Regions from separate parts of the Homo sapiens genome. Here region 1 is linked to region 2. Evidence: read pairs that join two places in POLR2A ChIA-PET (ENCODE). Cell type or tissue: PC-9. All regions are shown on one strand. Links, peaks and the distances in the headings refer to the core of each region. The heading gives the core; the rest is flanking DNA.

Region 1 (2,917 bases), core at 236-2,735, 71 kb before region 2:
CACACTGTTTGACATCACTTTTGTATTTTCCTCCATTATAACAACAGTAGTTTTATATAAGCATACCTGGTTTTATACACTTTGCTTTTGTGCATTTTGCAAATACTGTGTTTCTTACAAACTGAAGGTTTGCGGCGGCAATTCCACATTGAACAAGTGTATCAGCACCATTTTTCCAAGAGCATGTGCTCACTCTGTGTCTCTGTCCCAGTACTTCTAGCAATATTTCAAATGTTTCCAGTGCCACTATTGTATCTTTTATGGTGATCTGTGATTAGCGATCTTTGATGTCACTATTGTAATTGTTTTGGGGCACCACAAACTGTGCCCATAGAACACAGGAAACCTAATTGATAAACACTGTACGTGTTTTGTCACACGTCTCTCACTCTAATTCAAAAGCTAGAAACAATCAAGCCTAGCAAGGACAGCATGGCAAAAGCCAAGATACACCGAAAGCCAGACCTCTTGCTCCAAACAGCCAAGTTATGAATGCAAAGGAAAAGTTCCTGAAGGCAATTAAAAGTGCTACTACAGTGAACACATGAGTAATAAGAAAGGGAAACTACTTTATTGCTGATATGGAGTAAATTCTAGTTCCAGTTAGAAGATCAAACCAGCCACAACATTCCTATATGCCAAAGCCTGGTTCAGAGCAAGGTGCTGACTCTCTTCAATTCTATGAAGACTGAGAGAAGTGAGGAAGGTAAAGAAGAAAAGTTGGCAGCTGGCAGAGGTTGGTTTATAAGGCTAAATCAAAGAAGCCATCTTCATAAAAGTGCAACATGAAGCAGCGAGTGCTGACGTAGAAGCTGCAGCAAATTATGCAGAAGATCTAGCTAAGATCATTGATGATGGTGGCTATGCTAAACAACAGATTTTCAATGTAGATGACACAGCTTTCTACTGGAAGATGCCTTCTAGGACTTTCATAGCTAGAGAGGAGTCAATTCCTGGTTTCAAAGCTTCAAAGGACAGGCTGACTCTCTTATAAGGATTTAATTCAGCTGGGAACTTTAAGTTGAAGCCAATGCTCATTTACCATTCTGAAGATCATAGAGCCCTTAAGAATTATGCTCAGTCTACTCTGCTCCATAAATGGAACAACAAAGCCTAATGACAGCACACCTGTTTATAGCATGGTTTACTGAATGTTTTAAGTCCACTGTTGAAAGCTCAGGAGAAAAAGATCTTTCAAAATATTACTGCTCACTGACAATGCACCTGGTCACTCAAGACCTCTGAAGGAGATGTACAAGAAGATTAATGGTGTTTTCATGCCTACTAAGACAACATCCATTTTGCAGCCCATGGATCAAGGGGTCATTCTGACTTTCAAGTCTTATGATTTTAGAGCTATATTTCATAAGACGATTGCTGCCACAGATAGTGATTTCTCTGATGGATCTGGACAAAGTAAACTGAAAAGCTTCTGGAAAGGATTCACTATTCTAGATGGCATTAAAAACATTCAGGATCATGGGAGAAGGTCAAAATATGAACATTAACAGGAGTTGGAAGTTGATTCCAACCCTCATAGATGACTGAGGGGTTTAAGACTTCAGTGGAGAAAGTAATTGCAGACGTGGGAGAAACAGCAAGAGAAGTAGAATCAGAAGTGAGGCCTGAAAATGTGACTGAATTGCTGCAATCTCATGGTAAAACTTAAATGAATGAACAGTTGCTTCTTATGGATGAGCAAAGAAAGTGATTTCTTGAGATGGGAGATACTCTTGGTGAAGATGCTGTGAACATCGTTGAAATGACAAAAAAGGACTTAGATTACATAAGTTTAACTGACAAAGCAGTGGCAGGGATTGAGAGAATTGACTCCAGTTTTGGAAGAAGTCCTAGTGTGGGTAAAATGCCATAAACAGCACTGCATGCTACAGACAATTCTTTTGTAAAACAAAGAGTCAATTGATGTAGCAAACTTCATTGCTGTCTTATTTTAACAAATTGCCACAGCTGGAGCTGGGCACAGCAGCTGGCACCTGTAATCCCAGCTACTCGGGAAGCTGAGGCTAAAGGATCACTTGAGGCCAGGAGTTTGAGACCTGCCTGGGCAACATGGGGAGACTCCATCTTTAAAAATACTAATTTTTTTTTTAAATAGCTGTCCCTGTAGTACCAGCTACTCAGGAGGCTGAGGCAGGAGCGTTGCTTGAGCCCAGGAATCCAAGACTACAGTGAGCTATGAAAGCGCCACTGAATTCTGTCTCTAAAAAAAAAGAAAAGAAATTGCCATAGCCACCCCAATATTCAGCAACCACCACCCTGATCAGTCAGTAGCCATCAACACTGAGGCAAGATCTTCCACCAGGAAAAAGATTATGACTCACTGAAGCTCTGATGATCATTAGTATCTTTTAGCAGTAAAGTTTTAAATTAAGATATGTACATTTTTTAAACATAATGCTACTGCACCCTTAAGAGTATAGCGTAAACATAACTTTTGTATGCACTGGGAAACCAAAAAATTCATATGACTCTTTTCACTGAGATATTCGCTTTACTTCAGTAGTCTGAAAATGAACCAGCAATATTTCTGAAGTATGCGTTTATTTTTTTACATTTGTTTACAATTTTGTCTAACAGAATTTCTTGCATTTTCAACCTAAAAATACATTTTACTCTAGCAATACTTCTACTGTATTTTCATGCATATAGGTCTTAAAACAATTTTTAGTGCTATCAATAAGAGCTAAGGACCTGAAGTTAGGTCATTTTTAATCTAATCACATGGAATTGGTACTAGCAGTATAATACTGAATGTTACCAAACACAAGAGACAAGAGTCAAATTCTTAGAAAAGATTTATTATCAGGATGTAAAAACGTAAGTGGTCAAGTAAACAGATTTCTTTAGTTTTAAAAGAGTAGAAGCAAAATCTAAGTAAAAACAATGTTTACAAATT
Region 2 (2,917 bases), core at 133-2,632:
TGGGACTTAAAACCTAGATGACGGGTTGATGGATGCAGCAAACCACCATGCCACATGTATACCTATGTAACAAACCTGCACGTTTTGCACATGTATCCCAGAACTTAAAGTAAAATTTAAGGCCAGGCACGGTGGCTCACACCTGTAATCCCAGCACTTTGGGAGGCCAAGGTGGGTGGATCACAAGGTCAGGAGTTCAAGTCTAGCCTGGCCAAGATGGTGAAACCACGTCTCTACTAAAAATACAAAAATTAGCTGGGCCTGGTGGTGGACACCTGTAATCTCAGCTACTCGGGAGGCCGAGCCAGAGAATTGCTTGAACCCGGGAGGCCAAGGTTGCAGTGAGCCGAGATTGTGCCTCTGCACTCCAGCCTGGGCGACAGAGCGGGACTCCCTGTCAAAAGGAAAAAAAAAAAAAGGAAAATTTGGTAGCCATTGTAGGACTTTATAGGGAAGAGGAAGATAAAAGAAATGTGAGAGAGCCAAGGGTAAAAAACAAAACAAGAAACAGGTAAATACGCTCCCAGTTGGTTTTAATGAGGTGTATATATAAACCTGAGTTACTTTTTTTTTTTTTTTTTTTGAGACAGGGCCTCACTCTGTCGCCCAGGCTGGAGTGCAGTGGTGTGATCTTGGCTCACTGCAGCCTATGCCTCTCGGGTTCAAGCGATTCTCCTGCCTCAGTCTCCCGAGTAACTGGGATTACAGGCGTCCACCGCTGTGCCTGGATAATTTTTGTTTTTTTAGTAGAAACAGGGTTTCACCATGTTGGCCAAACTGATCTCGAACTCCTGACCTCAGAAGATCCGCCTGCCTCAGCTTCCCAAAGTGCTGGGATTACAGGTGTCAGCCACTGCGCCCAGCCCTGTGTTACATTTTGTATTTTAATTTTTTTTTTAAGTGCCAGCATTTGTAAAATTGATTATATGAACTTTGAAATCCTGTCCACTTCTAAATCTATATCCTAAGTTTCAGTTGCCTTTAGAAATTTTAATTTACATTCTAACACTTCTTCCCTCGGAAATAACTTGTTGGATTTAAATATATACATATGTGTGTGTGTGTGTGTGTGTGTATATATATATATATATATATATATATATATATATATATATATATTTTTTTTTTTTTTTTTTTTTGAGACAGAGCCAGGCTGGAGTGCAGTGGCGCAATCTCGGCTCACTGCAACCTCTGCCTCCTGAGATAAAGCGATTCTCCTGCCTCAGCCTCCTGAGTAGCTGGGACTATAGACGTGCACCACCATGCCCAGCTAATTTTTGTATTTTTAGTAGAGACGGGGTTTCACCATGTTGGCCAGGATGGTCTCGATCTCTTGATCTCGTGATCCACCCACCTCGGCCTCTCAAAGTACTGGGATTACAGGTGTGAGCCACCCCCGGCCTTAAATATTTTTTAATTTAATCATTCAGTGGTTCATCTGGGCATTCTTTCTTTTAACAAGCAGCTACAACAGTCTATTAAATATTATGACCTTGTGGTATACAGTGAGGGCCACGAAAATGAATCAGATACCTTGTCTGTTCTCAAGGAGCTCACTGTTGGTAGTAAAGGCAGACAGGCATATGAGTAATTCCTGTGTCTTAGAGGATAAGGAGGACTGGGGTTAAGAGGTGGACTAAAGGTTTTCCAAGTAGAAGCAGCTTTGACGTTGTACAAGTAAAACCTGAGAAACAAGAAGGTGCAGTGCCTGGAGAAATTGCAGGTGATTAAGTATTCTTGGGGGGTGGGGAGTGATGAATGATTGGGGTGCACAGTTAGGAGTGGTGACATAAATAGGAGCTCTGCTAGGCATGCCAAGGAATTTGGATTTTATCCTGAAGGCAAAGAGAAATCCTTTAAGGACTCAAATTAGGAATGTGACAAGATGTATGAATTTATGACGTTCAAATTGAGGATCAGTTGGAAGTGTGTTGCAGGAGAGTAGAGGCATGTAAGGCATGGTAGAGCAGCTGAAAGAGAGCTACAGTATCCCTAGCAGGAGTCATGCTTGCCTGAGCCAGAGCAGAGCCAGTGGGCACTCAAAGGCAGAGACAGAGCCCAAAGGGACTGAAGAGGTAGAACTGGCTAAGCATAGGAGGGTCCTTCCCTGGGATTTAGTAGGTCTGGAGAGGGACCTTGAACGAATAGTTTAAATAAATTTCCCAGGTAATGCTGATGATTAGTCAGGTTTGGGACCCACCAGTGCAGACTGCTTCTCAAAGAGCTTGAGTGTCCAAGAAAGAGTGACAGAAAGCCAAGAGGGGCCTTTGGTTAAACATCAAAGAGCCTGGATTGTTTATGTGCCAAAGAAAAAGAAGCAGCAGGGAGCAATAAGTTGGAGATGAAGCTACACCCCTGAGTAGCTGAGTTTCTGGAATCCACGCAAGGGAAAGATTTTCTTTCTTTCTTTCTTTTTCTTTTTTTAGATGGAGTTTGGCTCTTGTCACTCAGGCGGAGTGAAATGGTGTGATCTCGGTTCACTGCAACCTCTGCCTCCTGGGTTCAAGCATTCTCCTGCCTCAGCCTCCTGAGTAGCTGGGATTACAGGTGCCCACCACCATGACTAGCTAATTTTTTGTATTTTTAGTAGAGATGGGGTTTCACCATGTTGGTCAGGCTGGTCTTGAACTCCTGAGCTCAGGTGATCCACCCACCTCAGCCTCCCAAAGTGCTGGGATTACAGGCGTGAGCCACCGTGCCTGGCCCAGGGGAAAAATTTTCAACAGGAAGACCTCAGATCTGAGACAAGAAGAAATGGCTCAGGGATAGGAAAACAGGCACAAACATTTGAGGAGAGAGGGTTAGGGAACAGGCTGAGGGAATTCTACCTAAGCTCTCCCTGCTTCCCCTTTTCCCTTTTCTGAGAAAGCTAAGATGTTTGAAAAAACTATAAAGGTCATGGAGAAGATGAGAGGGG

What was found. ChIA-PET counts read pairs that join two places held together with the same protein. Peaks named below come from ENCODE experiments on the same cell type or tissue, not always from the same donor. Only the 100,000 strongest peaks of a DNase experiment are listed, where the experiment ranks them.
Region 1: POLR2A ChIA-PET joins it to region 2 with 13 read pairs; 5 of 35 experiments call an interaction of 5 or more read pairs at or near these places.

Annotation. Positions count from the first base shown.
Region 1 is chr13:79,529,472-79,532,388 of GRCh38, reverse strand. All of the region lies in intron 2 of NDFIP2 (Nedd4 family interacting protein 2), which reads right to left. Among named protein-coding and RNA genes, the nearest start is that of LINC01068, 36 kb to the left of the region's middle. In PC-9, for the core only: no CTCF peak of the experiment used is centred there; no DNase peak of the experiment used is centred there.
Region 2 is chr13:79,458,784-79,461,700 of GRCh38, reverse strand. No RefSeq gene overlaps it. Among named protein-coding and RNA genes, the nearest start is that of NDFIP2, 21 kb to the left of the region's middle. In PC-9, for the core only: no CTCF peak of the experiment used is centred there; a DNase peak (open chromatin) is centred at 1,630.